2 separate regions of the Homo sapiens genome follow, and region 2 is linked to region 1. The links are chromatin loops, found by intact Hi-C in ENCODE. Cell type or tissue: CD14-positive monocyte. All regions are shown on one strand. Links, peaks and the distances in the headings refer to the core of each region. The heading gives the core; the rest is flanking DNA. Region 1 overlaps FHAD1 (forkhead associated phosphopeptide binding domain 1). Region 2 overlaps KAZN (kazrin, periplakin interacting protein).

Region 1 (15,593 bases), core at 3,719-11,718:
CCACCTGAATAGGGCTGACGTGTGTAACTCATATGGCACTGTGGAAGTGGTGAATGTGACTTCCCAGGGTGAATCATCAAAGATGTTGTGGTTTCTTCTTTGCTCTCCTTGGATCACTCAGTCTGGGGAAAGCCAACCGCCATGTTGTGAGGACACTCAAGCAGCCCTAGGGAAGGACACACATGGTGAGGAACTGAGGCCTCCAGCCAACAGCCATGTGAGCGAGTCATTCCAGAAGGGGATCCTCGAGCCCTAGTCGGGCTTTAGATGACATGACAGCAGTAGCTCCTGCAACCTCGTGAGAGACCCTGAGCCAGACTAAGTCACTCCCAAGTTCCTGAACCACAGAAACCGGGTAAGATAAACATATTTGTTGCTTTTTTGGGATAACTTATGTGACAGCAGATAGTCAATATATTATTGTATTATCACATTGAGAAAAAGTGAGAAGAAGGGTGCATAATGCAGTGGTATTGGGTTATCTCATACGGTCCTTTTCTTAGAAAAACATTCATCCTAGTTTTATTGGTGGGTATCAATCAAGAATCAATCTTTATTGCACAATCAAGGATGTGTAATAAAGAACAACATGATTCAGAATTTCATTGTAAAAATGAGCTTCGTCCGGGGACACAGTTAAGTTCCTTAGAAACAGACTGCTCTCTCTGGGGCTTGCCTGCATGCTTTGTGAGGCGGGACCAGAGTGACCTTTTCTCTAGAATGAATTTGGCTTGAGTCTCTACCAGGTGCCCTGTGTAGTGCAAGGTTGCCCCATTCTGGATGGTGGGAAAGTGAGCTACTCTCAGGCCTACGTGGGCTTCGAGATGGTTCCCTCTGCTCCTCCTGGGTGGTTCCTTCCCTGCCCACATGCACGTGCTCATCACACCTGACTCTGCTGAAGACTTGAGGCGGACCCTCTGAGATCTCCGGGGTGCTCTCCGTGCAGCCCCCTCCCGCCTGGCACGCCACCCAGCAAACTCAAGCTGTGCTGGCTTCTCCACCTCCATCTCCTCAAGTCGGGCTGACCACTGGGCTCTGTCTGGCTTCCCCTCCCTGCTGTGGTCTGGAAACTCTCTCCAGCGCAAGCCAGCCGGGGGCAATCGTAGATTTCATCTTGTTTGTTTCCACTCCCTCCCAGATCATCGTCACATGCTTCTTGGGGCCAATAGATGGAAACCATTATTTCAGACATTTTTTTCTGTTTGTTTGGTTTTTGTTTGTTTGTTTGAGTTGTTTCAGGCAGGTGAGGAAATCCGCACCTTGTTCCTCCATCTGCCTCTCTTCCTGTGGAAGATGGGGTTTGTGATGTGTTGTGATGGCTTCTGTGAGCCTGGGTCACTGTGTGGCCACAATGACCAAAGCCCCTACTGACCCATGATGGGCTCAGGGTGGAAGCAGGAGCTGAACCTGTCTATTGTGAGCCACTGAGACTTGGGGGACTGTTTGTCACTGCAGCGTAACCCGGCCCAGTGCTTCTCGAGCTTAAGTGTGCACAAGCAGCAGCCGGGAGGCTTGTGAAAATGAAGATTCTGATCGGAAGGTCAGGAGTGGGGCCTGAAATTCCCAGTTTCTCACAAGGATCCAGGTGATGCTGATGCTGCTGGTCCAGGGACCACACTTGGGGCCGTGAGAGTGTAGCCCATCCCAGGCCATACCTGAGCCCAGGTCTGTCTGACTCCTTGATTAGAGGAGTGGTGTCTGAGACAGGCTTGTAGCGTGGATGGGGTGTGATGGACAGACGCTGGGGAGGAGGGCAGGGCCCAGCGAGATCCCCCTGGGATGCCTGGTGCCCAGAGCAGCCCTGCCCATAGGGCTCACAAGTATCCAAGAACATTCCATGTTAGGGAAGAACAGAGGTAGAAGCCTGGAGTGGGGAGGGGGACTGCAGAGTGAGGCAGAGGGAAAGCCACGGCCAGGCGGCCTGGGTCCTGCGGAGACAGCGATTGTGTCTGACTCAATGCTACGCTCTGCTTTCACAGCCACGGGCATGTTTCCTGCTGTGCAGGGGGGACTTTAGGAGCAATATGCCCAATCTGGACTCATTCCCTCTCCACCACCTGCTTTTCTCTCTTCCCCCTTTCTCTGTCCATGGCCCTATCATCTGCAGGTCTCGAGACATGCCATTCTCTGCCTTAAAAACCCTAACGTGTCCCATCACACTTAGAAGAAAACCTGAACCCCTCCCATGTAATGTGGCCCTGCCTCCCCCCTGACCCCACCAGGTCCCATAGCCCCTTGTTCCCTGACTCCAGCCACACTCGCCGGCAGTTGATCCAACACCGTGGCTTGGTCCAGCCTCGGGGCCTTTGCACCTGTGCTCTCTGCCCAGCATACCGTTCCCAGGGGCCTCCCGACAGCCCCTCCCACCTCCTCAGAGATATCCCTGCCCAGGCACTAAGCCAGGGATGTCCAATCTTTTGGCTTCCCTGAGCCACACTGGAAGAAGAAGAAGGGTCTTGGGCCACGCATAAAATACACTCACGCTAATAATAACTGATGAGCTAAAAAAAAAAATCGCTAAAAAAAAAAAATCTCATAATGTTTTAGGAAAGTTGAGGAATTTGTGTCGAGCCTCATTCAAAGCTGTCCTGGGCCATATGTGGCCCGCAGGTCGTGGGCTGGACAAGCTTGCACTAAGCTATTCTCCTTCACTTCACCCCCTGAGTGCTTCCCCACCACGGTGTCCAGCTTTATTTCCTCTGGAGCACTGATCTCTCTCTGGTATGGGCTTGTTCATTTATCTTTTTACTTCTTATTGTCTGTCATCCTCTCCCAAGTGTGAGCCCCATGAGCAGAGGGGCAGAGGGATCTTGACTGCTCAGGGCTCTCTCTCCCCAGTGCCTAGAACAGTGCCTGGCATCTAGCAGCTGCTCCATAAATGTGCTGAATGAATGAATGAATGAATGAATCCAGGCTAAGAAACAGCTGTGCCTGGCAAGGGTGGGCCATGAGTTGGCTGCCCCCTTGCCCACCCAAGTTCTTGAGTATCCAGCTACCTCTCAATTAGCAAAATGCTTTCGCTCCGGCCCAAGAGCACCAGTGTGAGATGGGTAAGAGGCTGGGTGCCTTAAACTGGCAACCCCATTTTAGCCACATTCTAGTTTGCATTCACAGCAAACTGGCTCATGGGACTGCCTGAGCTGCAGCTTGTCCTGTGTGTTCCCTGGTGAGGTCCATGCTCAGCAGGCCTTTTAGCTAACAGATAACATTTGCTCAAATATTTATCAAGGGCTCACTCCAAACCAGGCCCTATGCTAGGAACTGGATGGCACATAAACCTCTGAGGGTGAACTCAGATTCATGGACAGGAACTGCCTAAAGGGCTGCTGGGAAGAACTCTGAGGCTGCAGCCAAGTTCAGTAACAAAAAGTATGTGGTTGATTGGTGATGTCTGCTGTGGCCAAGAACAACGGGTGCGGGAGTGGCAGCTCCCAGGCCCGACTCCAAGGGCTCACCTGATGTGATAGCGTTGTCTCTCTTTAAGTTCTCGCCCTCATTCTTCAGGGATGTGATTTCTGAGTTCCGCTCTGACAGGGTCTGGCACAGCACCTTGCTGTAGCCTTTCTGTAGGGCACTGATCTGTGGGAGGAGGTGGCACAGTCAGAGGGGGGCTGGCCCACGTCTGGGAGACACACAGGTACTTCTCACAAGCTTGACAGAAAGATTCAGATTGAGTTTTGGCTGGGGTGTTGGGGAAACCAAGCTTTTTAGTTTTAACCAGTGGAAGGGACAGGGGAGGGCCTGTTCCTTCAAGGACCACCACTTCCTATGTCATCAAAACATGAACCTTATCTTTGTGCCCATAAAGGGGCCCAGGCCTGGCTGCCACTGGGGACACCTGGTTTCTTAATGTGCCTTCTGATGACCTTTGGACTCTCAGCCATAAACAGATCACCTGTTGGTTCCAGGTCGCCCAGTACTGACTGGATACAGAGCAAAGTTCAAGAGAGGGAAGCATGTTATAAAATTAATTCCCTCAAATGATAACAATAGGTTATATCTCACAGAACACTCTAGAACCTACAAAGCCCACTCACAGACACTACTCCTTCAACAGAGCCTCATGGCCTCTCCACAGAAGGCTCCTGGGAATGCTCCCGTATTAGTCTGTTTTCACGCTGTGATAAAGACATACCCGAGACTGGGAAGAAAAAGAGGTTTAGGCCGGGCGCAGTGGCTCACGCCTGTAATCCCAGCACTTTGGGAGGCTGAGGCGGGTGGATCATGAGGTCAGGAGATCAAGACCATCTTGGCTAACACGGTGAAACCCTGTCTCTACTAAAAATACAAAAAATTAGCTGGGTGTGGTGGCGGGCACCTGTAGTCCCAGCTACTCGGGAGGCTGAGGCAGGAGAATGGTGTGAACCCGGGAGGCAGAGCTTGCAGTGAGCCGAGATCGTGCCACTGCACTACAACCTGGGTGACAGAGTGAGACTCCGTCTCCAAAAAAAAAAAAAGAGAAAGAGGTTTAATTGGAATTACAGTTTCACTGGCTGGGGAGGCCTCAGAATCATGGCAGCGGCAAGAGAAAATGACGAAAAAGCAAAAGTGGAAACCCCTGATAAACCCATCAGATCTTGTGAGACTTATTCCCTGTAACTAGAACAGCATGAGAAAGACCAGCCCCCATGATTCAATTACCTCTCCCTGTGTCCCTCTCACAATGTGTGGGAACTCTGGGAGATACAATTCAAGTTGAGATTTGGTGGAGACACAGCCAAACCATATCATTCTGCCCCTGGCCCCTCCAAATCTCATGTCCTCACATTTCAAAACCAACCATGCCTTCCCAATAGTCCCCCAAAGTCTTAACTCATTTCAGCATTAACCCAAAAGTCAAAGTCTCATCTGAGACAAGGCAAGTCCTTCCCGCCTATGAGCCTGTAAAATCAAAAGCAAGCTAGTTACTTCCTAGGTACAATGGGGGTACAGGTATTGGGTAAATACAGCCATTCCAAATGGGAGAAATTGGCCAAAACAAAGGGGTTACAGGGCCCATGAAAGTCTGAAATCCAGCAGGGCAGTCAAACTTTAAAGCTCCAAAATGATCTTTTGACTCCAGGTCTCACATCCAGATTACGCTGATGCAAGAGGTAGGTTCCCATGGTCTTGGGCAGCTCCATCCCTGTGGCTTTGCAGGGTACAACCTCTCTCCCAGCTGCTTTCATGGGCTGGCGTTGAGTGTCTGCGGCTTTTCCAGGAGTACGATTCAAGCCATTGGTGGATCTACCATTCTGGGGTCTGGAGGACGGGGGCCCTCTTCTCACAGCTCCACTAGGCAATGCCCCAGTAGGGACTCTGTGTGGGGGCTCTGACCCCACATTTCCCTTCCACACTGCCCTAGCAAAGGTTCTCCATGAGGGCCCCGACCCCACAGCAAACTTCTGCATGGGCATCCAGGCATTTCCACACATCTTCTGAAATCTAAGCAGAGGTTCCCAAACCTCAATTCTTGACTTCTGTGCACCTGCAGGCTCAACACCATGTGGAAGCTGCAAAAGCTTGGGGCTTCCACCCTCTGAAGCCACAGCCCAAGCTCTATGTTGGCCCCTTTTAGCCATGGTTGGAGTGGGTGGGATATAGGGCACCAAGTCCCTAGGCTGCACACAGCATGGGGACCCCGGGCCTGGCCCACAAAACCACTTTTTCCTCCTGGGCCTCTGGGCCTGTGATGGGAGGGGCTGCTGTGAAGGTCTCTGACATGTCCTGGAGACATTTTCCCCATGGCCTTGGGGATTAACATTAGTCTCCTTGGTACTTATGCAAATTTCTGCAGCTGGCTTGAATTTCTCCCCCAGAAAATGGGTTTTTCTTTTCTACTCCATCATCAGGCTGCAAATTTTCTGAATTTATGCTGTTTCCCTTTTAAAATGGAATGCTTTTAACAGCACCCAAGTCACCTTTTGAATGCTTTGCTGCTTAGAAATTTCTTCTGCTGGATACACTAAATTATCTCTCTCAAGTTCAAAGTTCCACAAATCTTTAGGGCAGGGGCAAAATGCCACCATTCTCTTTGCTAAAACATAACAAGAGTCACCTTTGCTCCAGTTCCCAACAAGTTCCTCATCTCCATCGGAGACCACCTCAGCCTGGGCCTTATTATCCATATCGCTATCAGGCTTTTTGTCAAAGCCATTCAGCAAGTCTCTAGAAAGTTCCAAACTTTCCCACATTTTCCTCTCTTCTTCTGAGCCCTCCAAACTGTTCCAACTTCTGCCTGTTACTCAGTTCCAAAGTTGCTTCCACATTTTCAGGTATCTTTTCAGCAATGCCCCACTCTATTGGTACCAATTTACTGTATTAGTCTGTTTTCACACTGCTGATAAAGCCATACCCGATACTGGGAAGAAAAAGAGATTTAATTGGACTTACAGTTCCACATGGCCGGGGAGGCCTCAGAATCATGGTGGGAGGCGAAAAGCACTTCTTACATGGCGGCGGCAAGAGAAAATGCGGAAGAAGCAAAAGCGGAAACCCCTGATAAAACCATCAGATCTCATGAGACTTATTCACTATAACGAGAACAGCACAGGAAATACTGGCCCCCATGATTCAATTACCTCCTGCTGGGTCCCTCCCACAACATGTGGGATTTCTGGGATACAATTCAAGTTGAGATTTGGTGGGGATGCAGTCAAACCACATCAGCTCCCATTTTGCAAGTGAGGAAATCAAGACTCAGAGGGGTGAGGTTGCTTGCTTGGGATTGCACGGATCAGTCGGTGGTAGAGTTACGATCCAAATCCAGGCTTTAGTTGCCTGCTTCCAGTTCTTTCCACGTGGCTCTAGGAACCAGCATTAACAGCCTGAGGCCGTGGAGCATGGTAGGGACTCAGGAGCCAGACTGCCATCTGCAAAATCCGTCTCTGTGTGAAGGTAGGGAGGACACCAATTCTGTCCCATTTTTTTATTCTGTAAGTGTGGTGACAGTCGTAATTTCAGGGTTGTTGAAAGCATTTTCATAAGTTAGTACATGTAAGAGTACATAGACCATGCCTGGCTCCCCACATAGACACTAGCTCTGATTATTCTACGGTGCGTTTTAGCTTCTGCTTCTCTTGCCTGTCTCCAGGAAGGTAGACTGATAGTATTTTTGTGTGCATTTGTAAGCCTTGCCTAGGCTCACTTAAACACCAGTGTGATTGTTATTAAGAGGAGTGCAAGAATCCCTGTTAATCATCTCATCGTGTTGCAGGCATATCATAAGATATGACAGGGTGGGAGTCGGGGGGGACCCCGACAATGCAGATACGGTGTGCCCTGCACCTGGCCACCAGGTGGCGCTCACAGTCTGTTTTTAGTGTCTGTCCCTGAAAACCTTGTGGCTATGACTCGGTGGTAGAATTAACAGAAGGATCAAGGTTTCACAATTTCTACGGCCCATTTCGTGCACCAGTCACATCTTCCCTGGGGCATCTGAGACACTGGAGAAGGGGTGCTCACTAGAAGATGGAGGGACATGGGCTGCAATGTCCCAACCCTCTCCAAGGCCATACTTGCGCAGGTCTCCACTTCGGAAACTTGGAGTGAAAAAAATTATTTCACCTCTTCCTGTTTTCTGTGGGGACATGCAACTCTCCCATAAAAAGGCACTTGGAATTTTTTTTTAAAAAAGTTACAGCTCTTCTCAGCTTAATGCTTTTGTTTGTATACCAGAGGCACAACACAGAGAGAAACTTCCAGAAGGGATGGGAAAATACATCCCCCAGACTCCAGTGCTGTCTGACAGATAGGAAATGTTTCAATCTAAGTACCAGAGCTTTAGGATATCAGACTGTGGGAAAACTCCAAGTAGTCTTCAAACATCTTCATCAATTTCATGACCAAAATAAATATCCATATTGTCTATAATTGGCATAAATCCCCAGGTGTTAGTGCCTATTACACTGTGTAATAAAATGGGCACTGGGTCATAAGAAAGTTAATAGTGCTAGGAAGACTGATTGCTTTAAGATACTAATTCAGCTTCTAATTAGCACAGGCAGTGCAGGCCGCATGGCGGTACGCATTGTCTTGGGGTATTGTATCAGATCGAAGGGCTTTGAGAGCAAATCGTTATGCACACACTTTCAGGAGACCCAGGAGAATAAAGTAATCAGAACAATAAATCAACCTGCCATGTGGCTTGTACGTCTGCTTGAATGTTCTGTTGGCAATAGAATATTTAAGAGACTAAAATGTGAGCAGATGAAACTTGATTTGGATTCAGACCAACTGCATCCTTTAGCTCAGAGATGCTTTGTTATAAAGTATCATCTTTCAATTATGAGCCAAGATCAAAGTGGGGGGAGGAGTATTAATAAGTCAGAGTAATTCTTTCTTTCTTTCTTTTTTTTTTTTTTTGAGACAGAGTCTCACTCTGTTGCCCAGGCTAAAGTGTGGTGGCATGATCTCTGCTCATTACAACCTCTACCTCCCAAGTTCAAGTGATTCTCCTGCCTCAGCCTCCCAAGTAGCTGGGATTACAGGCACGCACCATCACGCTTGGCTAACTTTTGTATTTTTAGTAGAGACGGGTTTCGCCATGTTGGCCAGGCTGGTCTCGAACTCCTGACCTCAGGTGATCCGCCTGCCTTGGCCTCCCAAAGTGCTGGGATTACAGGCGTGAGCCACCACGCCCGGCTACAGAGTAATTATTTATAGATAATTTCACGGTGAAAGATAAATTTCCAGATAATGTGAGCACTTTAAACAATACCCAAAATGTGGACACAGACTCAAAGAGATGTGACAGTTACTCATCCTTAACCTTGTATCTGGACAAGACACTTCACTTAGTGCAGGAAAGCTCTGAAATGGGAGAGTTACTGAAAAAGATGGAGATCTGGTTGCAAAACTGGGTTCAGATGAGAAGAGAAAGAGGCTCCTCAAGGAGTTAGAGACATGTCCAGGCAGCTGTCTGCAGCAGTATTTCCTATAGGACCAGCTCCTTTCATTGCTCTTTCAAAAACAGGTCTGAAGGAGGGTCACTGCCTCAATATTAGGGCATATATTTGTCTGTTTTGTTGTCTACTCTGTCCCCCTCATTGGAACACAACTGTAAGAAGACAAGGATCAGGTCAACCTTGTTCTCTGCCGAATTCCCAGAGCGCAAAAGAGGGCCTGGCACTGGGTAGTCACTCAACAAACGTTTGAATGAACGAATGAGTGGATGAATGAATGAATGAACAGACACTGTCCTATTCTGGAAGGTAACTAGGCCCAGCCCTTGCCCTTGTGGAGTTTATAGTCCCGGAAAGACTCTTCGAGGTTCACCATGTCTAACCTAGGCTTTTTCCAGGGCTGAAACTGTGCACCCTGAACTGGGTACAGAAGGCAGAGGCCAAAAGCAGTGAATCGGCGAACAGAGGCCCCAGGCATGTCCACAGTTTAACCAGCATGATGCACTGAGGGTGAAATTCACCAGTGGCCCATTACTCTTTTAACAACTTTGTTGACTGATATACAATATCACTGACCACTTTTTTTTTTTTTGAGACGGAGTCTCGCTCTGTCGCCCAGGCTGAGTGCAGTGGTGCTATCTTGGCTCACTGCAAGCTCTGCCTCCCAGGTTCATGCCATTCTACTGCCTCCCGAGTAGCTGGGACTACAGGCGCCCGCCACCACACCTGGCTAATTTTTTGTATTTTTAGTAGAGACGGGGTTTCACTGTGTTAGCCAGGATGGTCTTGATCTCCTGACCTTGTGATCTGCCTGCCTCAGCCTCCCGAAGCGCTGGGATTACAGGCGTGCGCCACCGCGCCCAGCCATCACTGACCAATCTTAAAGTAAAAAAAAAAAGAATTTGAATCAAGTTTCAAGAGAAACGTACATGACTGGTAAATTCAGAAATTCCAGGTGAAGAATTTTTGTTTGATGAAATTCCCTATAAGTGAACCAGTAACTAACTGCCTTCAGGGTTTGGTAAAGGCCTCTGTGTTTGGAACACCGGGCAGTTCCTTCTCCCCACTTAGCTAACTTCCCATAGCTCTCTCTGGCTGGGGCTGGATTTGGGTGAGACGCGGTTACTGAAGTGACAGCATTGTGGGGAAATAGGAAATCGAGGTGAGAACATGGGGTCTGCGAGAAGGCGGACCTGAGTTCAAATTGCACTGCCACCTCTCACGTGCTGTGCAAGCTGTAAGCAGTTCCTGGGTGTCTCTGGGCCTGTCTTAGACTTTTTTCTTTCTTTCTTTTTGAGACAGGGTCTCACTCTGTCACCCAGGCTGGAGTGCAGTGGCGCCATCTCAGTTCTCTGCAACCTCTGCCTCCCAGGTTCAGCCTCGGCCTCCCAAGTAGTTGGGATTACAGGCATGCACCATCACGCCTGGCTAATTTTTGTATTTTTAATAGAGACAGGGTTTCACCATATTGGCCAGGCTGGTCTCAAACTCCTGACCTCAAGTGATCTGCCTGCCTCAGCCTCCCAAAGTGCCAGATTACAGGTGTGAGCCACAGCGCCCGGCCTGGGCCTGCCTTAGACCCTTCATCTGTAGAATGGATGTGTCAGAGGATTGTGAGGTTTAAATAAGTTAATCTAAAGCGCTTTGCACTAGTTCTTGCACATGGCCAGTGCTGAACAAAGGCTGATCTTGTTCTTACCATGCTAGGAAACTGCCGAATCTCCCAGTCTTGTGGATTTGTGTTCTTAACCACCATGCTCCACTGACCACGCGTTCCCTAACTCTGGGTGGCTCACCTTGGTTGGTGGTCCTGGGGCCTCCCGGGCCTTGGCCTGAGAGCTGTGCTGTACCTCTCAGGCTCTGCCTACCTGGCTTTTCAAGCTCTGGATCTCTTTCTGTTTGGCATCGATGTCTTCATCCAGAACCTGACACTTCTGCGAGATCTCCTTCTCATTCTGCCTGGAGGTGGTGGTCTCTGACACCTTCTGACTCAGCTCAGCCACTTCATTCTGCAGGTTTGCTATTATGACGTCTTTGTATTTGGATTCAATTTCATAATCTGAGAGACGGCTGACCTCTTTTCCCAGCAGCAGAATTATTTCATCCTGGGTAGAGATCAGATGGGAGGCTTACTAGGTGTGGGCCTAGGTGTGAGGCTGAGCCCATTAAAAAAAAGTAGGGGCCGGGTGCGGTGGCTCACGCCTGTAATCCTAGCACTATGGGAGGCCAAGATGGGTGGATCGCCTGAGGTCAGGAGTTCGAGACCAGCCTGGCCAACATGGTGAAACCCTGTCTCTACTAAAAATACAAAAATTAGCTGGGTGTGGTGGCAAGCGCCTGTAATCCCAGCTACTTGGGAGGCTGAGGCAGGAGAATCGCTTGAACCCGGGAGGCAGAGGTTGCAGTGAGCCCAGACCATGCCATTGCACTCTAGCCTGGGCAACAAGAGCAAAACTGTCTCAAAAAAAGGTAGGAAAATTATAGTGTAATTATTTTGGGAAAGTAAGGGCAGGCAGGCAGGGAAAAGGCAGACTTTGAGGCTCTCTGTCACTTGGCAACTCATAGAGACAAGAGTTTGGTTAAAATGATTACTTGCATACAGACTTCTATAAGTCATGTGTATACCTTAGAGCGACAGAAACTTTCCTTTCCCCTAAAATTATACTTTCATATTAAGAACCACCATCCCACTTGGGAATTTTTGTTGCCAAAAAGTTTATTTATAATATTTTTAGGAATCAACTTACCAGGCCTCAGTCTAACATCTGGGGACGAAGGAAAGGTAATTAAGGAAATGACTCTATTCAACCACATTCTGACTATAATGGGGCTATTTAACTTTACAAATTTAATACATTCTGAAATAGCTTTTCCCCTTTCCTCTCTTCTGTTATTCCCTGGCTCTTTTGGTTATTCACATAAAAATTTATTCCAGGTAACTGAGTCATGAAAAATAAATGAGAGGGGAATGGTGATTTATGTATATAGGCTCTTGTAAATTTCAGGCTGGAAAAAACTTTGGGCTTGGCAGGCTGTACCCACAGGTATCATTAACCCAGTCCCCCATCTCTCCAAAAGAAAAAGCACCGTAGCCGAAGAATTTGTTAGGTTTCCCAAAAAAGGGGGAAAAAATCCCCCAAACTTCTCACCAGAACGCATCAATAAAATATCAGGAAGATTGAGAACAAAAATTCCCCGATGTGATTCATAGGCAGCTACAGAGTTCCTGATCAGTTACTTTGAGAGGAAACTGCTCTCCATGCAATTTTCCACTGGTGGGAAGGAAGCGGGTGGGCAGTTTCTAGGCCAGCTCATTGCCTGGAGAGCTCGACCTTCTAGCTTGCTAACCTGGGGAACCACAGGGTTTTGGTCATGATGGAGCCCAACTGCTGACCAGGGTCTGTCATTGGGTCCCTGTGAGTGCTTGTGGCAACATTTCAAAGGACAGCCTCAAACAGAGTCCATGCTCTGGGGCAGCCCTTTGCCTTATCCAATATGAGTTACCCGAGGGCTCCATTTCCAGCCAGGTGTTTGTTCAATATCCACACAACAAACATGTATTGAGCATCTACTGTGTGCCACGCTTGTGCTGGGCACTGAAGTACAGAGAAGCCTGCAGCTTATGGTGCACAGCTATGGTTCCTGCCTTTCTGGTGGGGACCCTGTGACTTCCTTGAGGGAGCACCCCTGACCCTTCCACACGGTCTTGGTAGGAGGGTCAGTTATGTGCCCTGATCCTTCCTGTCCCACCTGCCTTCCTGTCCCACCTGCAATTGACCCAGCCTGGTCAATTGGCATTTTCTCAGAGATTTCATGTATTACTTAAAAGAGGAAGAAGCTCTTGCTTCCTTTTGGATCATAAACTTTAAACTTACAGACTTCAGTTTGTCTACAGTCATGTTTTCCAACATAAGAAGCCAGCCTGCTGCAAAAGCAAAACTATGAGGGAAACAGTGGAGAAACTGATAGCGGGGGAGGGGAAGCTGATCATTCAAGCTCCTGGATCCAGTCATGCCTGAAGCTGGTTGGCTTTTACATTTTCCAATAAGATAAGACAATAAATGCTTTCTTTCTTTCTTTTTTTTTTTTTCCTTTTTTTTTTTTTTTTTTGAGACAGGGTCTTGCTCTGTCACCCAGGCTGGAGCACAGTGGTGCAATCACAGCTCACTGCAGCCTTGATCCCCTGGGCTCAAGTGATGCTCCCACCTCAGCCTCCCTAGTAGCTGGGGCTATAGGCAAGTTCCACTATGGGTGGCTCGTTTTTTTGTTGTTGTTGTTTGTTTTTTGTTTTTGTTTTTTTTTTTGCAGAAATCGAGTCTTACTATGTTGCCCAGGCTGGGCTTGAACTCCTGGGCTCAAGTGATCCTCCTGCTTGGCCTCCCAAAGTGCTGGGATTACAGGCGCGAGCCACTGAGCACAGCCTATTTTTTCTTAAATCAATTTGTTTATTGTCACTTGCACTTGAAGGAGTCCTGACAAGTCAGGGCATAAATATTTCATAAATAGTAAAAATTTAGAAACGTGGTTGGATCCTATTTCCAGCTTAACAACTGTGGTGGATTAAAAATGGCTACAAATAACTTTGCAGCTTCTGCCATCAAGCAGTGGAGTCTATTTTCCCCAGCCCCTAAATCTAGGCTGGCCCTGTGATCTGCTTTGACCAAGAAAAAGTGATAGACATGATATTGGGTGGTCTCCAAGCAAGTTCTTAAGAGGCTGTACAGCTTCTGTCCTGGCCCTCTGGAAACCCAGAGGCCACTGCACTGCTATGAAGAAGCCCAGGATGAAAAACTATGTGCAGAGAGGGCTCAAATTCCAAGTGTCCTTTAGTGGTGATTTTTAGTGGTGAGATTTTGGTACACCTATCACCTAGGCAGTATACACTGCATCATATTTGTAGACTTTTATCCCTTGCCCTGCTCCCACTCTTCTCCCTAAATCCCCAAAGTCTACTGCATCACTCTTATGCCTTTGCGTCCTCATAGCTTAGCTCCCACATATCAGTGAGAACATACGATGTTTGGTTTTCCATTCCTGAGTTACTTCACTTAGGATAATAGTTTCCAGTCTCATCCAGGTCATTGCAAATGCTGTAAATTCATTCCTTTTTATGGCTGCATAGTATTCCATTGAATATATATACCACAGTTTCTTTATCCACTCGTTGATTGATGGGCATTTGGATTGGTTCCATGATTTTGCAATTGTGAATTGTGCTGCTATTAACAGGCATGTGCAAGTATCTTTTTTGAATAATGACTGTTTTTCCTCTGGGTAGATACCCAGTGGTGGGATTGCCGGATCAAATGGTGGCTCTGTTTTTAGTTCTTTAAGGCATCTCCATGCTGTTTTCCATATTGGCTGTACTAGTTTACTCATGTAACCAAATACCACCTATACCGCAATAACTTATGGAAAAATTAAAAAAAAGAAAACTAATAAAAACTCTATAAAAACTTAAAAAAATAAATCTGTGGGAAGAAACTAAAAAAAAATAACAAACAAGCAAAAAAACTAATTCCAGGTGTCCCAACCGAGGTCCCAGACATGGGAATGAGGACTTCTGAGACCATCAGCCCCTGCCACGCCACCGGCTGACTGCAGTTGCATGAGTGAGGCAGAAGACACCAGCAGGAGAACCTTCCAAGGCAACCCATAGAATTGTGGGAAATAAATTGCTGTTTTAAGCCACTAAGTTTTGGGCTGGCTTGTTTACAGCAGTGGGTAACTGACAGAGCATCCAAACCTGACTTCCCACCTTACTCACCATTGCTGCAGATTCCTGGACATGTCACTCCCGTGTGTGACAAGAGCTCCAGGTGGTTCTGCTCCTTACAGACTCTGAGAATGGCTGCAAGGTCAGGCCCTGATCTTTAGGGGAAGCAAGGCATTGTGGATCATTGCTTTTAGTATTAGGTTGGTGCAAAAGTAGTCGATTATCATATAATTTTCAGGTTGTGGCTAAGTGAGGCAAAATCAACCTGGATCCATCCTTCCCAAGTTTGCTTCAATTTATCTGTTCTGACCTCTCTTCCTGTCTCACTCCCTAAACCTCTCTGGTTCTTTAACAAGTCTTTCTCATTTGCTTAGTCATCTCTGACCTCAGCTCTCACTTCCTCCCACTAGGGAAGTTAACCAGACCTGGGTGTGAATCTCAATTCTGCCCCTTTTACTGTGCAACCTTGGGCAAGTTACTTAAACTCTCTGAGCTCCGGTTTCCTCATTGTTAAGTGATGGTGATTTAAAAAACCTATTTTGAAGACAGCAAAGATTAAATGAGTGAATGAATGTTAAGTGCACAGGACACAGTCCAGCTCACAGTAGATGCTTAATAAACAGTGGTTGCGGAGGTCGTAATTTAGAATAAAACATTTGGTTGAATGTCTTGGGGAGTAAGAGGTGGTTTCTTGGAAGCAGGATAAGGGCACTCCTGGGCCACACAGAACAGGCATCGGCAAGTCCCTTTGCAGTGCGCTTGCTGCTGCAGCTCCACCCTTCCCCAGACCCCTCCCTCACCTTGTCCTGCTGGGCCAAGTCCTCCTCCACATAAATCTCCGCAGGGGGAACTGCCCCAGGAATCCCCTCGGCCACTGATTTTTCTGACAGTTTCATGGCATTGGTCCACACTAAGGCGTGAGATCAGCAGAGAGCACAAAAGACATCATGAGTTTCCCTGAGGCCTGAAGAAGATGTTCACGTTAGCCTTCCTGT
Region 2 (15,593 bases), core at 3,292-11,291, 240 kb after region 1:
CAGTGGCGCGATCTCGGCTCACTGCAAGCTCCAACTCCCGGGTTCATGCCATTCTCCTGCCTCAGCTTCCCTGGAGAAGATTCTTTTAAAAAAGGAGGTACGGTGGCTTTTGAGTAGAGCTACAAAGACCCAAATAAGGTATGGCCTGGCTCTTGAGAAGGTCCCAGGATGAGAGGCACGATAGCTAGGACGCTGGCCAAGTCATTCCTCTCTGGGCCAAAGTTTTTGCCATATGTCCCGCATGAGAGACGGGGTTAGTTTTGAGAGGGCAAAAAGGCTTTATCCTTGTATGCCAACTCTGATTGACTGGCTGTGGCTATCTGAGGCTATGTAAAGTGAGAAATCAGAGGCCACTTCGGGATGGGCAGGAAGGGCTCTTCAATTGATTGGTGATGTCTGCATGGGGCCAGGGAGAGGGGAGTAGGGGCATGCGTGTGGCCACACTTGCCCTCCTCAGATCAGCTCAGTGGTTCTAATCCTGGCAACCCTTTAGAATCACCAGAGGAGATTTAAATACACTTCAATTCCAGGAATATGGCCTGGAATGAGTATTTTTTTTTTTCCCTAAGGTGTGGTCAGGCTGAGAACTGCTGGGGTAGATGGCCCTAAGTTCCTTGTCACCCAGGGCTTTCCTGGCCTTCCCAATCCTACCACATCCATTTGCATCCTCACTGGGGGCTCATTTTCACCTCGGCATCGTGTCTGTATTACATAGCTTTATGCTGCAGAGGTGGGAGGGGACTTAAAAGCCAGCCCTCCATCAGTCTTATTGCCGGGGAAAATTTTTTTTCAGTTGGGAGATATAGAGATTGAGGGTACTGACTATGTCAGGCTTTGGGGTAACCCGGGTACCCTCTTCTCGGGACATACAGTGGAGTCTCGCTGGGGGAGGCCTGAGTTTTGTATCTGGGGGGTTCTCTTGGGGCTAGGAAAAGCCTGGCTCACTCTGGCTTCAATCAAGGAAGCCTGTGGCTCCCTCTCTATCTCCCTGAAGCTCCTCTCGGTCCTCCAGGGAGGGTGGGATCGTGGGACGCGCAGAGGTCCACGGAGGTCTGCGGGAAGTAACACGCCCCAAAGCACAGGCTCCTTTGGGGCCTCTGGAAGGAGCTCAGGGGGAGAAGGAAGCAGACGAAAGCTGACTGGGGCCACTAAGCTCCACAATGCAGGGTGCCAGGTCGGGGGTGGTGCGTTTGGACCACAGGGTAGCCCTCCAAATTACAGTCAGGGCGGCAGAGGCGAGATGCTTCTGGGAGGCTACCCCGGCTCGGCCCCTCCAAGGGCCCCGAATCCAGCCAGCTTTCCTCGGCCCCTCCCATCCCCCCTCCCAGAACCCAGCCCTGGAAGTCCAAGGAGCAGGTCATGCCAGCCTGTGCCTCCCAGAGGGGCAGAGCCTCCCACCCGGAGCCAAATAGAAGCAATCAAATAACATAGAATTCGATCATATTTTAAAATAAGCTTTATTTAGATTTTTTTTAATATTTTATATTTGCATCCATGCCTTCGAGAAACCTTTCCCACGGGAAAGGTTATTTTCGTCTAATGTTACCCATAACTCATTCGCTATTTGACGTAGTTCTCTTAAATAAATCATCCTTTAGTAACTCTTAGAATTATCTCCTAATTTACAAAAACTGAAATGAAAAGGAACTACTAAATCATTAGCAGGAGTGGTTGCAATCTTATTTTCTTGTAAGTAAAGGGAAAATGATAAAAATCAACCAGAAAAGAAATTCATGGGCAAGAAAAGTATTTTCTAAAATCTGTCTCCGTAGAGAAAGATGCCAGCTTGGGTCGCTCCCCGTCACCCCTAGGCTCGGTTAAACAGTTTGGTCAAAGGAGGACAGAAAAGTCCTTATGAGGGCCTCTGCCTGCTTGCTGTTTGCTGACTTTTGGACCAGGTCAGAAGGAAAGTGTTGTTTGTTCTTGAGACTTTGGACACAATGTCCTATGCCTTCTGATAGAGATACTCTAGCATTTGAAAATCTCCTTGCTTCTTTTTAAGAGCTGAAAATGTCACCGTTAGCAGAAAGCACGACTACTGTTGTCTAGAGGTGTGGGTTGAGCTGTTAGTTGTTAAGGACGAGCAGAAGCAAAAGAATAAGGAAATTGAGTTTTAGGCCTTGGGCAGACCTTGCTGAACAGCTCACACATCCTCCGTCCCCTGGCATTAAAATACACACAGTTCCTTTGCTGGTGAAGCCTCTTTGGGGCCAACGCCACCCCCCATATAGGCAGATGTTCCTGCCAGCTCTTGTCTCCTGGGGTGGGTAGGCTCAGGCTGCTGTGACAAGTTGGGGGACGGAGTCCAAGGGATCCTGGGAGATTCTAAGTGTGGCTGATGGAACCAACCAGAATGGGGAGGGTGGAGGGCTCAGGTGCTGGACTCTGTGTCCCCACTGTGGCCCTCCTTTTGAAGTGGGTGCCTCCCCTAACAACACCTGCCTGGCCCACCTGCATCCTAAACCCAGGACAAGAAAGACACAGCTGCAGGGAGGAACAGAAGCTGCTGGAGGCCCCTCGGAGAACAGACTCAGGCCAGGGTCCCACTGGTCGTACCCTTGGATGTGTGGCAGGCTGTCTTGCCCTGAACTCAACCTCTCTCAAAAGACAGACCCAAAGAAGGGGACCATGACTGTCAGCACTCTGCTCACTAAAGTCGTGTTCTGTATGTCAGATAAATAAATATATAGAGAAAGGCCTGGAGGGAGCTCTGGGTGGGAAGAAGGTGGAGGATCCTTTCATGCATGGGCAGGAGAATGGGAGAGACAGAGAGAGAAGGAGAGAGAAGAACCAACAGAAAAAGCAAGCTTTGAAATCCAATGGTCCCTGGGTTCTGGCCACCCTAAACTACTTTGCACAGTTGGGTAGCAGCATGGTAACAGAACAGACAAGTCAACAGAGACACCCACCTCCCGCCCACCCCATGGAAAAATAGACATTCCAATATTTATGTAATAATTTAGATAGAATAAGTTTTCAGCATTTGTGCAAATAAATTAAATGAAACAATTTTCTTTTTTTCTTTTTTTTCATAAAGAAAGAAACGGCAATGCAATTTAAAAACTGGTAGGCCGTTTAAAAGAGCCGGTTTGACCTCTGACAAACCCAGCCAAGACAAGGCCCCTTGGCCCGGCTCGCGAGTCTTTGTAGAGAGCAGAGCTTACCCTGACGACGATGGCGTTTTGTGGTTAAAGTGACTTGGGCGCACCCCCAGGACAGGGTCTGGTCCCACACGTTCACACCAGGGGGGCGGGAGGGGGGACATCAAAAACAGACCACATCCTCTGCCAGACGGGCTCCAGGAGTAGCGGTTTGGACGAGGGACATTTACAAGCACAGAGTGCACAATAGTTTTGTTATTTACAAATACACAGCAGTCCTTCAAGTTTTCAAGTTTCATAAAAAGGAGGAGGGGAGGAGAAAGGGGGAAAAAAACAAAAACAAAAACAAACCGACGAACCAAACAAAAAGAAAAAGAAAAACCAAACACTGAAGAAAAATAATAAACCAGATTAACAACACAACTGTATCGCTCCAAAGACGACAGAGAGTTGACAGGTTCACACACGGTTTGCGGTATGTACATCAATTACAGAGGTGGCGACGCAGGGGAGAGAGGTTCACACTCGTGTTTTCACTTGTTAGAGGCGCTCGGCCACACCCAGCACCCATGTGTGCCAGCGCACACGTGCACACGCACCCCACGCACGGCCACACGCGCACCCACGCTCGCTTGCACACACGCCCACACGCACAGACACGCCTGCGGGCAGCAGGCGCAGGGGAGCGCGTATCACCAGTCCGCGTCCTCCTCTATGTAATAATCAGGGGCGGTACCATCAAAGAGGCCGGGGTCGAGGGACTTCCGCTGCTTCCCTCTGGCGAAGACGCGGGAGATGGAGCCGAATCCCATCTTCTCTTTCTTCTTTTTCCGTTTTTGGTCTTCAAGATCCTCTAGTGACTGAGGAGTCAGGAGCCACGTGGAAGAGGGTGGGGGAGAAGAAGAAAGCCAAGCTTAGCTGGGGTGCAGACTGCAGTGGATGGGATCCGGGGTGGGGAAGGCCTCTCTGAGCTTTAAGCCAGTGGGGTCAGGGACGGGCTGGGATGGCTGAGAAGCCACCTCCAGGGCTGGAATGCCAAGGTCAGCCCCTCATTCACTGAGCAAACAGGGACCAGTCACAGAACCTCTCAGGGACAACAGTAAGACCCTTCCAAGATTGCCACGAGGATGTTGCTAAAGAGAGGATAAAGACCCTGAGAACAGGCCAGGCACGGTGGCTCACACCTGTAATCCCAGCACTTTGGGAAGCCCAGGCGGGTGGATCACCTGGGGTCGGGAGTTCGAGACCAGCCTGGCAAACATGGTGAAACCCTGTCTCTACTAAAAATACAAAATTAGCCGGATGTGGTGATAGGCACCTGTCATCCCAGCTACTTGAGAGGCTAAGGCAGGAGAATCACTTGAACCCAGGAGGAGGTTGTGGTGAGCCAGGATCGCGCCACTGCACTGCAGCCTGGGCGACAGAGTGAGACTCCGTCTCAAAAAAAAAAAAAAAAAAAAAAGAAAGAAAAAGACCCCAAGGACGGTGTCTGGTGTGCCACAGGCATTCAGTACAGTGAGCAGCTGTGGTCATTTGTACTGTAATAATATTGTTTAAATTCAATTTGCCCACAACTTTCAGGTGCTTGTTGAGGGCTTGTAGGAGGATGTCCATGCACTCGGCCACTGCCTGTGGTCATGTCCACGATGCGAGGCCACAGGGAGGAAGGGTGGCCACAGGCCCTGTCTGCCGTGCCAGGGCACTAAGCACACAGTGACATGGGCAAGGAGGCCTGGGAGAGTCCGGAAAATGTGGAGGAGTCTGGAGCCTGCGTCAGCCGAAGGCAATGGCTTGGTACTTGCCCTGGACAGGAGACAGTATGGCCACCGGGGGCTCCATTTCTGATCATGACTCTACCTGTGGAACCCTGGAAAGCACCTGAGCTGCTCTGAGACGTTTTCTTGTCTGTGACGTGGGAAAACAATATAAGATGATGGTGGTAAGGTCTACCCTGCCCTCCTGTTAGGGACACTACCGGCATCTGGGTGGTATCTGCAGGAGAGTTTTGCAAACTGCCAAGTGCTTCATACAAAGACATGTGGTGGCATCATGCGTAACCGGGGTGGGGCTTAGACTTGACTCATGGTTCCCCAAACACTTAGGGATTTCCTGAATTCCAGGCCCCACCCTGTACCTGGTGGATCAGAATCTCTAGGGCAAATGGCCCAGGAATCTGCATTTGAACCACTTCCCTGGTGGTCTCCGTTGCGAATGGGTGGTGTGCAGACCCACAGGTGGGGAGCCCAGGACTAGAAAGGTGACTTCAGAGACCCCTGCAGACCCTCAAATTCATGTTGTTTGTCCTCCCTGCAGCCCCCTCCTCACTCTGATGACAGAATATTGAAAATGTTAAAAATGAATCAAGTTTCTAGCAGCACAAAAAACCCACTGCCTGGGCTATGAGCTTTTCAATAATAATGGGAATTTTATAGAGCTGGCTGCCAGGGTAAGCCATGGCCAGGGCATCAGGACGGAGGACATGTGTGCACTCAGCAGCTCCACAGCCCTGCAGGGCACAGGGCCAGGCGGGCCCAGGTGCTGAGACTGGCTCAGGCCCCAGCCCACCTGAGACTCCAGAAGTGGCATAAATCCTCTCCATCTTGGGTGTGCGGCATGGATGTGGGCTCAGCGGAAGTGGCATAAATCCTCTCCGCCTTGGGTGTGCGGCATGGATGTGGGCTCAGCGGAAGTGGCATAAATCCTCTCCGCCTTGGGTGTGCAGTATGGACGTGGGCTCAGCGGAAGTGGCATAAATCCTCTCCACCTTGGGTGTGCGGCATGGATGTGGGCTCAGGGGAACAGAGGGTGAAGTTGTAGTCAAGGTGGGGTGGAGGGAGGGTTCAAGTGGCCAGGGAGGGCACACCTACCTGTACAATAGGGTTGTGCAGGTTCTTCTGAACTGGGCCGGGACTGTCGCCCTGTAGCCAGAGGAGAAGAGGAAGATGAAACAGCAGAGACAGGTGACACAGGAGAGCAGAGGCGGCCCGTGCGGTGTGGGGCCTTCCGTGGAAGGATGCCATCTCTCAGGGGCCACCCTGCCTCTGCAGTGGGGAGCCCACCCCCCATCTCCTGAAGCAGATACCCCCAGATGGCTTATTGATGGGGCCTGGAGTTTCCCTAGAGTTCCTGGGGTCCTCTCCTGCCCAGTCTGGCCTCTCAACCCCCAGCATCTTCTGACCAACAAATTAGCCACTCCAGGGCGTCTAAGTTCCTGTCCCAGTCTGTCCTCTGAGTTAGAGCTAGAGCTTGGTTAGACTTGGTGCTTTTCATAAAGAAATGTACTTTTATAGAAAAAGCACAAAATAGAGAATTTTGGGACAGAAACAAACTTGGGAGACCACGTAGCCTCTAGCTTCCCCCACAACCGACACAATGAATCTCTTAGTTTGCGCAGGGGCAGGCAGGACTCGTTAGCCCTATTCACAGATATCAAGAGAGGCAGCAGACAGTCCACTACCGTGGAGCTAATTGGATGCAGAGCTACAGCTCCAATTGGGGGCTGTCAGATTCCTCCTGGCACAGTGCTCCTTCCAGGCAGGAGCTCCAGGGTAACTGCATACTTGGTCCTGAGCTTTGGGCTGCCCCAGGAGGGGTCTGAACTCCTTCCCTTTTTCCTAGGGAGCCTCAGACGACAGGTCCCTAGGATGGGCAGGTAGGACATTTCCATTGTGTTGCCAGCCCTGCCTTACGTGGGTGTGGAGGGAACCCTTAATAGCCTACAGGTGTACAAAAGCCTTCACTACATCCCAGAATCAGTCTGCCCTGTCTGGAGCCCACAGATCCTTTGGATCAAAACAGTCATTACTAGGGAGACTCCTGGTGGTTATTTCTGGAATTGCAAGCATAATGCCAAGGTCCGTCAACCTTCTCCAACCTCTCTATGCTGAGTTCCTACTTTTGCTCTAAATTAGTGGCCAGAGTGTGAGAGGATGAGGCAGTCATTAGTCCAGGCTGCACTATTCTTGCTGGTGGACGTCAGATGCCCAAGGCAAAGGGTTACCTGTAGCTATTTTTGGGCTCTTCCTGGCTTACCTGCATGCACACCTGTTGAGATGGGGGGATAAAAAGGGTTGAGGAAGTGAGGGAATTAATGAATGGTAGTTTAGTCTTTAGTCTCAAGGTTTGCAAACAGAATCCATTCTGAAGGCAGCTAAGATAGTTCCACTCTGGATAGGAACATCTTTGCCAAATCTATGGGTAAAGAGAATGGGGCCTGCTCACTGAAACGCCTGTATGCAGACAACTGGCTTATCAAAGCACCCATTTCCTGGCAGCAGGAATGTGCCAAGGCTATGGTGGGCAAAAGACTAGGACTGGGTCAAATGCAATTCAAGAGGCCTTTGGAGAACTCCTTCTGCAGAATGGGGTTTTTCCAGCAGCATTTCTGCTGCCAGAGTCCCCATGGGCCCACCACGAGAAGACAAAATATGGCCGTGGGGGGAAGGTATTCTCAACTGGGATGAGAATGGTGCAGGGACACTGCTGGCTGTAGGTATAACTCCACAGTGGTCCTTCAGGATCAGGGAATGGATGTCAGAGACCCCTCCAGTGGCCCACCTTCCTTGCCTTGGTTCTGTTAGTCAAGATAGACTTTGTCACTAGGATTCTCTTCTGGGGACAAGAGAAGAACATACTGCTTCCTCAAAGCACCAGTATAAAACAGAGAATCCCGCCAGGTGCAGTGGCTCATGTCTATAATCCCAGCACTTTGGGAGACTGAGGTGGGCAGATCGCCTGAGGTCAGGAGTTGAAGACCAGCCTGGCCAACATGGTGAAATCTCATCTCTACTAAAAATACAAAAATTAGCCGGGTGTGATGGCAGGCATCTGTAATGCCAGCTGCTCGGGAGGCTGAGGCAGGAGAATTGTTTGAGCCTGGAAGGTGTTGGTTGCAGTGAGCTGAGACTGCGTCACTGCACTCCATCCTGGGTGACAAGAGTGAAACTCCATCACACACACATACAAATAAATAAAATAAAACAATAAAAAAGAGAATCCCAGGCCTGAGCAGGGCCCCAGGCTGCAAATGACCTTCCTACTCTGAGGAGGCCATCTAAAGTCCCCGGGCCAGCAATCTCTGCCGCCCACCTGAGCAGACTGAGGCAGCTTCTCTGAAGTTTACTCTTAGCTATTTTTATAAGCACTTTTCATTATTGTGGATTGAAAAAAATGGTTCCATAATTACGACTCATCTATAGGAAAGTGATTGATTTTTACACACTGATTTCCAAGCAACACTGTTATGTACATGCTTATTATTCATTCTAATAGCTTTTCAAGTTATTCTCTTGAGTTCTCCAGGTAGAGAATCATGTCACTGGCAAGTAATGGTTTTGTCCAATGTGTTCACCTCATTTCTTTTTTATTATCTATTTCGCTGGTTAATAAAGTGACATTAACTGAGTTTTGGAAAAAGCCGTCTCGTGCATTTGAGGATCTAACCCTATGATGTCTGTCTTCAGGATATGGCAGAGGGGAGCCTCTGCATTACCAACTGTGTGATAAAACAAAAATTCAAGGTGGTCCCCACACCCAGACCCCAATATTTCATGTTAGAGCCTCGACATGGCTTCCAACTGTCCTCAGAAGCTCAACCCACCTTCAATTTACTCCCACACTGTTGCAGAGCCCATCTGTCTGCCCCACTAGTCATCAAGAGCTAGGCAGCTAGGGCCTTTGCCTCCTGGGAGCTGGTGCCCAGTATGCAATCAAAAAGTGTTTGATGAAATAAACAAAGGAAACAAACTTAGACCATATTCACAAGCCTCTCCAGAGGCAATTCATGCCAAGACTCCTGGGTCAGGATAGAGAGCTGGCTCTAAAGGGAAATGAGGAGGTGCTGGGGAGGCCCTGAGCTCTGGAAGGTAATGTGTGGGAGGAGAAGCCCACGGTCCCAGACAGGGCCCACTGGGGCAGAGTTCCAGGCTGTGCCTGCGGCCGACCCAGGCCCGCTTCCTCTGGATTCTCCTCACCCTCCCGGACACAAGGAGCAAACGGGCCTCATTCCTTTTTCTCCCCACATCCATCGCTTCTTGCAAAAGGAAAGAACAGAACAGGAAATGCATTCGCCAGAGTGCTCCCTGGGTGGACGAGAGGAAACAGCGAGTATGGCTTCACCCCGCCACCCCCGCCCCTGCAGTTTCTGGGCAGGGCCCAGGGGCCCAGGCCCCGCTGCTGCTGGCCTTACGTTGCAGAGGGAGTGTGTCCGGTGTCGAGGGGAGTTGATGTCGCTCGGTGTGGACGACCGGTCGCCTTCGGCGGCAGATGCGTCGGAGATGACAGAGGGCTGCCGGGAGTGGCAGGGGCTCACCCTGACCGCTGGAAAGCAGGGACAGCTGGTGAGTGAGGGATGGAGAGAACGTCCTCGCCTGTGCTGCCTTGGCGGTTATTCCACCCAACACCCCCGTTCTACAGATGGGAACACTGAGGTGTAGAGAAGGGAAGAGACTTGCCTGGTTCTCCAACCCCCTACTCCACAGCTCCACACGTTCCCATAGAGCAGCTGCTGGGAAGAACCTCCCATAGCCTCTGGATCCAATGAACCCTCCTCCACCAGCGTGAACGAGGAGAAGACATGGAAGTTTTCAAGTCTTCTCATTCCAAATTCAAGTCTCCTCGTTTCCAAGTCCAATACAGGAAAGTGCTTGATGTTTATAAATTCATTTCTAAGCAGCACCGTGATGCATTAATACGTGAGTACTCTGTGACTCTACTCACATGCTCCCACCACCTGGACATTCCTAGACCTGGTGCAATCCTAACCACTGCCCCAAATCGGTTTCCCAAATGAGAAACCTAAAGGCCACCACCACTTTCTCTCTTTCCCCCATATCCCACATCCAATCGGCAGCAGCAGCTCCAAAACATTGCCCCAAATCTGCCTGCTTCTCTCCCACTGCATTGCCACCACTGACTCTCGCCTGGAAGACCATGAGGCCTCCCGGTGGGTCGCGCTGACTCCACTCTACACACCAGAGCATGGGCCACCAGCCAGCATCTCATCTCTCTTCCTCCTGGCCTCCGAGGTGGCCTGATGTGCCACGGCCCTGCCTACCCCAGCAGCCTCGGCTAGAGCCACATCAGCCTTCTGACTGCCTGAGACAGGCCATGTCCCCCTGCCTTGGTCTCTGCCATTCCTGTTGCCCATCAGGGGCACTGTCATCCTCCAGGTCTCAGCCTGTCCCAGGAGGCCTTCCCCAGTAATCAGCTCTCCCTACCCTGTCTTGTTGGTTCTTATCAAAGTGCTTGCTTTTGGCTGGGCATGGTGGCTCATGCCTGTAGTCTCAGCACTTCGGGAGGCGGAAGAGGGAGGACTGCTTGAGCCCAGGACTTCGAAACCAGCCTGGGCAACACAGCAAGACTCCATCTCTCCAAAAAAAAAAAAAAAGTGCCTGTTTTCTGTTGATTTCTCTCCTTGTGCTAATTACAATCTGTCATCGTTCTGCTTGTTATTTATTTATTTATTTTTGAGACAGGGTCTTGCTCTGTTGCCCAGGCTGGAGTGCAGTGGTGTGTTCTTTGCTCGCCACAACCTCTGCTTCCCGGGTTCAAGTGATTCTCCTGCCTCAGCCTCCCGAGTAGCTGGGATTACAGGCATCTGCCACCACCAAGTCCAGCGAATTTTTGTATTTTTAGTAGAGACAGGATTTCACTATGCTGGCCAGGCTGGTCTCGAACTCCTGACCTCGTGATCTGTCCACCTCAGCCTCCCAAAGTGCTGGGCTTACAGGCGTGAGCCACTGCATCTGGCCTGCTTGTTATTTAATAGTATATTTACATATCATATCTGTACACTGACAACATCTGCTCTGTGAGGGCAGGTACCCTGGGTGTCTTATCCTGTCGAATCCCAGAGCTCATGGTGCCTGGCACATAATAGGTACTCAATAAATAGTGGTTGAATGGAAGGTCCAGACCAGAAGCCACAGCTCAGAAGCCCTTCCAAGTCCCCAGCAGGTTGCTCTCCTGTCTGCAGGCATTGGCACTGGATGGAGAAAGCATCTTTTGTTTGACAAGACTGGCTAAGCACCTACCATGTGCAGGCGGCATGCCAGCAGGTGGGGTTGCATTCCTGCAAAAGACAGTCCTTGCCACCAATGGCCATATGCTCTAATACAGAAGATGGGTGGCTGAAGGAGCCCTGGCTTTGGAGTCAATTCCAATCTGGGTGAGTTTACCCTACAGGCTGTGTGACCTTGGGCATCCTCCCTAGCCCCTCTGAGCCAGGTTTGTTATGTGTAACATGGGGATGGATGCCAGTGGTACCAATCCCAGACAGTAGCCACATGTATGATGAGCCTACCACAGTGCCAGGCACTGGACAGATGGGAGGAGTCATGTGACAAATGCATCAACAGCAAACCCGAGGTAGGGTAAGAGGTGCTATGACGCAGGTGAGCACCCAACTTTACAGGAGCATAGAGGACACAGGGGAGAGAGCACGGAAGGCTTCCTGGAGGAGGGGGTGTCTGATAAAATGCATGGAGATGGTTGTATGTGAGGCAGATACTGTGGAGGAGGAAGGGCCCAGAGGGCAGATCCACCAGCCTGTCCAAGCTTTCCCAGACCAGAGCCAGCTCCATTGAGGAGAGGCCCTGCAGAGGCAGACGAGGATGACCAGGAGTCTGCTGCCCCCACGTGATTCAGAAACTGCCCAAGCCCTGTCTGCCTTCAAATTGCACCTCTGCCCTCCTGCTGCCCTGGGGCTGGACCCAAAGCCAGGACAGCTGGCTGCATGGCTGGGCTGTGAGACTCTGAACAAGTGGTGGCCCTCTCTGGGTCTCAGTTTCCCTGCCTGACGAGGATGCTGGCCCCGAGCAGTTTTATTATAAGCTCTTCCACCTCTGAGTTGAGGCTTTGAAGGCCAGAGCTGCCCACGCTTACCCCAAAAAAGTCACACCACCTTGGGTCAGACAGTGAAGGGAGGGCTGCTATCCCACTCAATGGGAAGGGAAGACTCTGAATTTGCTTACTGTCTGGGTTCTCAAAGTCCCCTGTGTCACCTATCAATGATGACAACAATGGTGATGATGACGATGATAATGAGAATAGCAGCTAATATTTACCCAGCTCTGACCATGATCCCAGCCCCATTCCCGCAGTTTTACACATTTCATCTTCACGACAGCTCCATGAAGTAGGTAAAGGAAGTCTCAGCAAACGTCTTTAACGTACGTTGTGTGCTAAGAGCCTAATGCCCCTTTTACACATGAGGAAACTGAGGACCCTGGCCTAGGTCATGGGTCATGCCTCTAGTAAGCAGCAGGGCCAGAGTTGAACCCAGCAGTCTGAATCCAGGGCCTATGCCCCTTCGTCCCAATGACTCACCTACACTCCCCCATCTGTACCCTTGACAGGCAATAGCAGGGCCTGCTGGCATCTCCCTGATCAGCCTGCCAGGCCCTTGTAGGTCAGGGCTGTGTCTGACTCATCTCCTGCAGCTCCAACAGCCAGCCCAGCCTGCAGCCTTCACAGTGACCAGCTCTTACCTCTGGTGCATTGGCTGCTGCTGGATGCCTGTTCCCAACTTGCATCTATCACATAAGGGCAACTACTTGCAGAAGGGACAGAGAACAGAGCAAGGTGGCCTGCAGACGTGCAACAGGACAGCGAGAAGTTTGGAGCCTGTTCCATGGGCAGTAGGTGCAGATGCTGTCCACAGGCCAGACTTCCCTGCCGAGTGCCTGGAGCAAACACCTGTGACATTGACATCAGCCCCTCTTGGATGCCCTGTGATTGGCCAGAGCTGTCAATCAAGGAGTTCTGCTGCCTCCCCTGCCAAAGGATGCCCATGTGACTCTGATGTGGCCAATCAGAGTCTTTCTTTGGGATTTGCTATGGACACAGGGGGAAAGAGATAGTTTTTCTTTCTTAAGACTTGAGCTGTGAGGGTCTTAAACATCTGGAACTGCAGGGGACTATTTTACTTTCTTGCTGAAAGAGACAGCCTGAAGATGAGGCCAAAAGGAGGTGGGCAGAGCTAAGAGATGGAGAGACGGTCAGAGGGACCCAGATAGTGTTTGAACCTCTGGATCCAGCTATGCCTGCTGTCCATCTCTTAGATTTTTCAGTTACATGAGCCCAAGGTCTCTGTCCCACGCCCCCAAGCTGCTGTAGTACGAACAAAGCAGCTGCCTCTCCCACTGGGTCAGATGGCCTCCTGTGAAGCCCCTCGAAGCCGTGGTGGAGCCAGGCCAGGGCAGGACTCACCTTGCCGGTCCGCAGGGTGAGGGGGGTGTGAGTGGTAGAGAGTCTGTTGACTCTGCCGGATGGCTGCGGTCAGCGGGAGGTCCGCCTGCACCACCCACTCCTGGTTGCCATTGAGCACCGTCTCGCCCGGCATGGCGAGGGAATGCCGCTTGGGGACGTCCTTGGTCAGCGTAGCTAAGGACTGTTTGGCCTGGAGAGAGCAAGAAGACAGGAAGAAGAAGTCATGATCAAGGGGAACTCTTGGCCAGCTGCTTGGCACCACCCACCGCCATGGGGAGAAAGCCCGGATCCTCTGCACCGGGTATTGCTGGCTCGGCATCGAGCGTCAATTGGTAAGTCAAGCGCCTGCCCCGCAGCCGTGTGAGGGAGGAACTGTTGTTCTCCCCATTAGACAGCTGGAGGCGCGAAGGCACGGAGAGGTGTGGAGCCTGCCTTGGGATCCCACAGCTCAGAAGTGGCAGAGCCAGGATCAAATCCAGACAGAGACCAAGCTCCAAAGAACTGTGCCAGGGCCTGGCCACCTGGTCACACAACTCTAGGGGGCACTGCTTACATAAACATGGTCCCTCTTGGTCTCCCCATCTTATATAGTGGGATCCTAAAGTTCCGAATGGTGGAGTAATTTGCTCAAGGTCATACAACAAGTAGAAGAAGTGAAGTTTGAACCCAGTTCTGTCTGACTTTTGTCACATGGATGCATTTGTGTCAAGTTAACTCACCCGAGAGCTAACCTGGGGGTTACCCACCAAGAGCAAAGTGAGACCAGAAATAGAGGGGTTCCAAGAACACTCCTTTTTTTTGTTTTGTTTGGAGATGGAGTTTCACTCTGTTGCCCAGACTGGAGTGCAGTGGCTCAGCTCACTGCAACCTCCGCCTCCCGGGTTCAAGCAATTCTCCTGCCTCAACCTCACGTGTAGCTAGGATTACAGGCATGTGCCACCATGCCTGGCTAATTTTTGTATTTTTAGTAGAGATGGGGTTTCACCATGTTGGCCAGGCTGGTCTTGAACTCCTGACCTCAAGTGATCCACCTGCCTCGGCCTCCCAAAGTGCTGGGAATACAGGTGTGAGCCACTGCGCCCGGCCCCAGGAACACTCTTACCACCCATTCTTTTGGATTCTCCAGGGACTAGCCAGGATTCAAGTCCGATTGTAAGAAAAAGGTGTTTGGCTCCCATTAGTTTAACTCCTTGCAAGATTGAAGGCTGCTTCTTCTCCCTGTCACAAGGTTTTGCCAGAGAAGTGCCATGTGCACCTTCTGCAGAACTAGCAAGGAGATGGGCAGGTGCACGATCAGCCTACACGACTAGCTCCTTCTTGAATGCAGGCTGGGGACAGGCAGATCCTAAGCCCAGCTCTCAGGAGCCCACGCCAAGAACATGTAGGACAGGAGGGAGCCCAGGGACAAGTGTGAGGCTGAGCTGGGGCCGGGAGGCCGCCTCGACTGGCCACACAGGTCTTCCTTTCTCTGCCCAGTGTCTGAGACCTCTTTCAGCTGTGTTATCTCCCCTTAGAATATCTGGGGTTTTATTAGAAGTGATCTCAAATTCTTTTGGGGAGAAAAACGGCAAGTATTAGAAATGTGCTACTGCATATTATTTTCTTCTTCTTCTTCTTTTTTTTTTTTTTGAGATGGAGTCTCACTCTGTTGCCCAGGCCGGAGTGCAGTGGCGCGATCTCGGTTTACTGCAACCTCCACCTCCCATGCTCAAGCAATTCTCCTGCCTCAGTCTCCTGAGTAGCTGGGATTACAGGCGCCTGCCACCATGCCCAGCTAATTTTTTTGTATTTTTGGTAGAGACAGGGTCGCACTATGTTGGCCAGGCTGGTCTCAAACTCCTGACCTCAAGTGATCCACCCGCCTTGGCCTCTCAAAGTGTTAATGCACATTCTTTTCATCACAGTCATTTTCTACTTCTGATTGGCTCCGGGGGCTCATGACAGGGCAGAGGAGACAGGGAGAGGCCCAGGGGTCCCCTGCACTGAGGTTTTGGGTGAACATGGACGTTTCCGGGGTAGCTACAGATGGCAGGGCCACTGTGAGTGCTGGCTTTGCCTCTCATGTGAACACAGATTAACAACAACAAAAAAATCCATCTAATCTCTCCACAACCTTTCTAACTTTGCCCCAGGCCTGGAGTTCTTCCTGGCAGAGCAGGGATTCTTGAGAAAGGGTCCCACCAAGAAACAGACAGTCCTTGGCCTAATGCCTGATGCACTCTCATCACATCAACCAGCTGTATTATTTTAGACAAGTCACTCCCTCCTCTGAGCCTCAGTTTC

What was found. Peaks named below come from ENCODE experiments on the same cell type or tissue, not always from the same donor. Only the 100,000 strongest peaks of a DNase experiment are listed, where the experiment ranks them.
Region 2: it touches region 1 in a loop (6-fold over the local background); 2 of 110 quality-filtered maps call a loop at or near these places.

Annotation. Positions count from the first base shown.
Region 1 is chr1:15,296,599-15,312,191 of GRCh38, reverse strand. It overlaps FHAD1 (forkhead associated phosphopeptide binding domain 1), which reads right to left. Exons shown (of 34, transcript NM_001391957.1): 5 at 15,399-15,508; 6 at 10,751-10,987; 7 at 3,456-3,579. Among named protein-coding and RNA genes, the nearest start is that of FHAD1-AS1, 39 kb to the left of the region's middle. RefSeq lists an enhancer at 6,123-7,322. In CD14-positive monocyte, for the core only: CTCF peaks have their summits at 7,072 and 7,271 (motif pointing right); a DNase peak (open chromatin) is centred at 7,321.
Region 2 is chr1:15,053,998-15,069,590 of GRCh38, reverse strand. It overlaps KAZN (kazrin, periplakin interacting protein), which reads right to left. Exons shown (of 15, transcript NM_201628.3): 5 at 13,311-13,500; 6 at 9,289-9,419; 7 at 5,969-6,019; 8 at 3,838-3,961. Among named protein-coding and RNA genes, the nearest start is that of TMEM51-AS1, 91 kb to the left of the region's middle. RefSeq lists enhancers at 4,754-5,953, 8,784-9,284, 9,285-9,785. In CD14-positive monocyte, for the core only: CTCF peaks have their summits at 6,693 and 6,902; no DNase peak of the experiment used is centred there.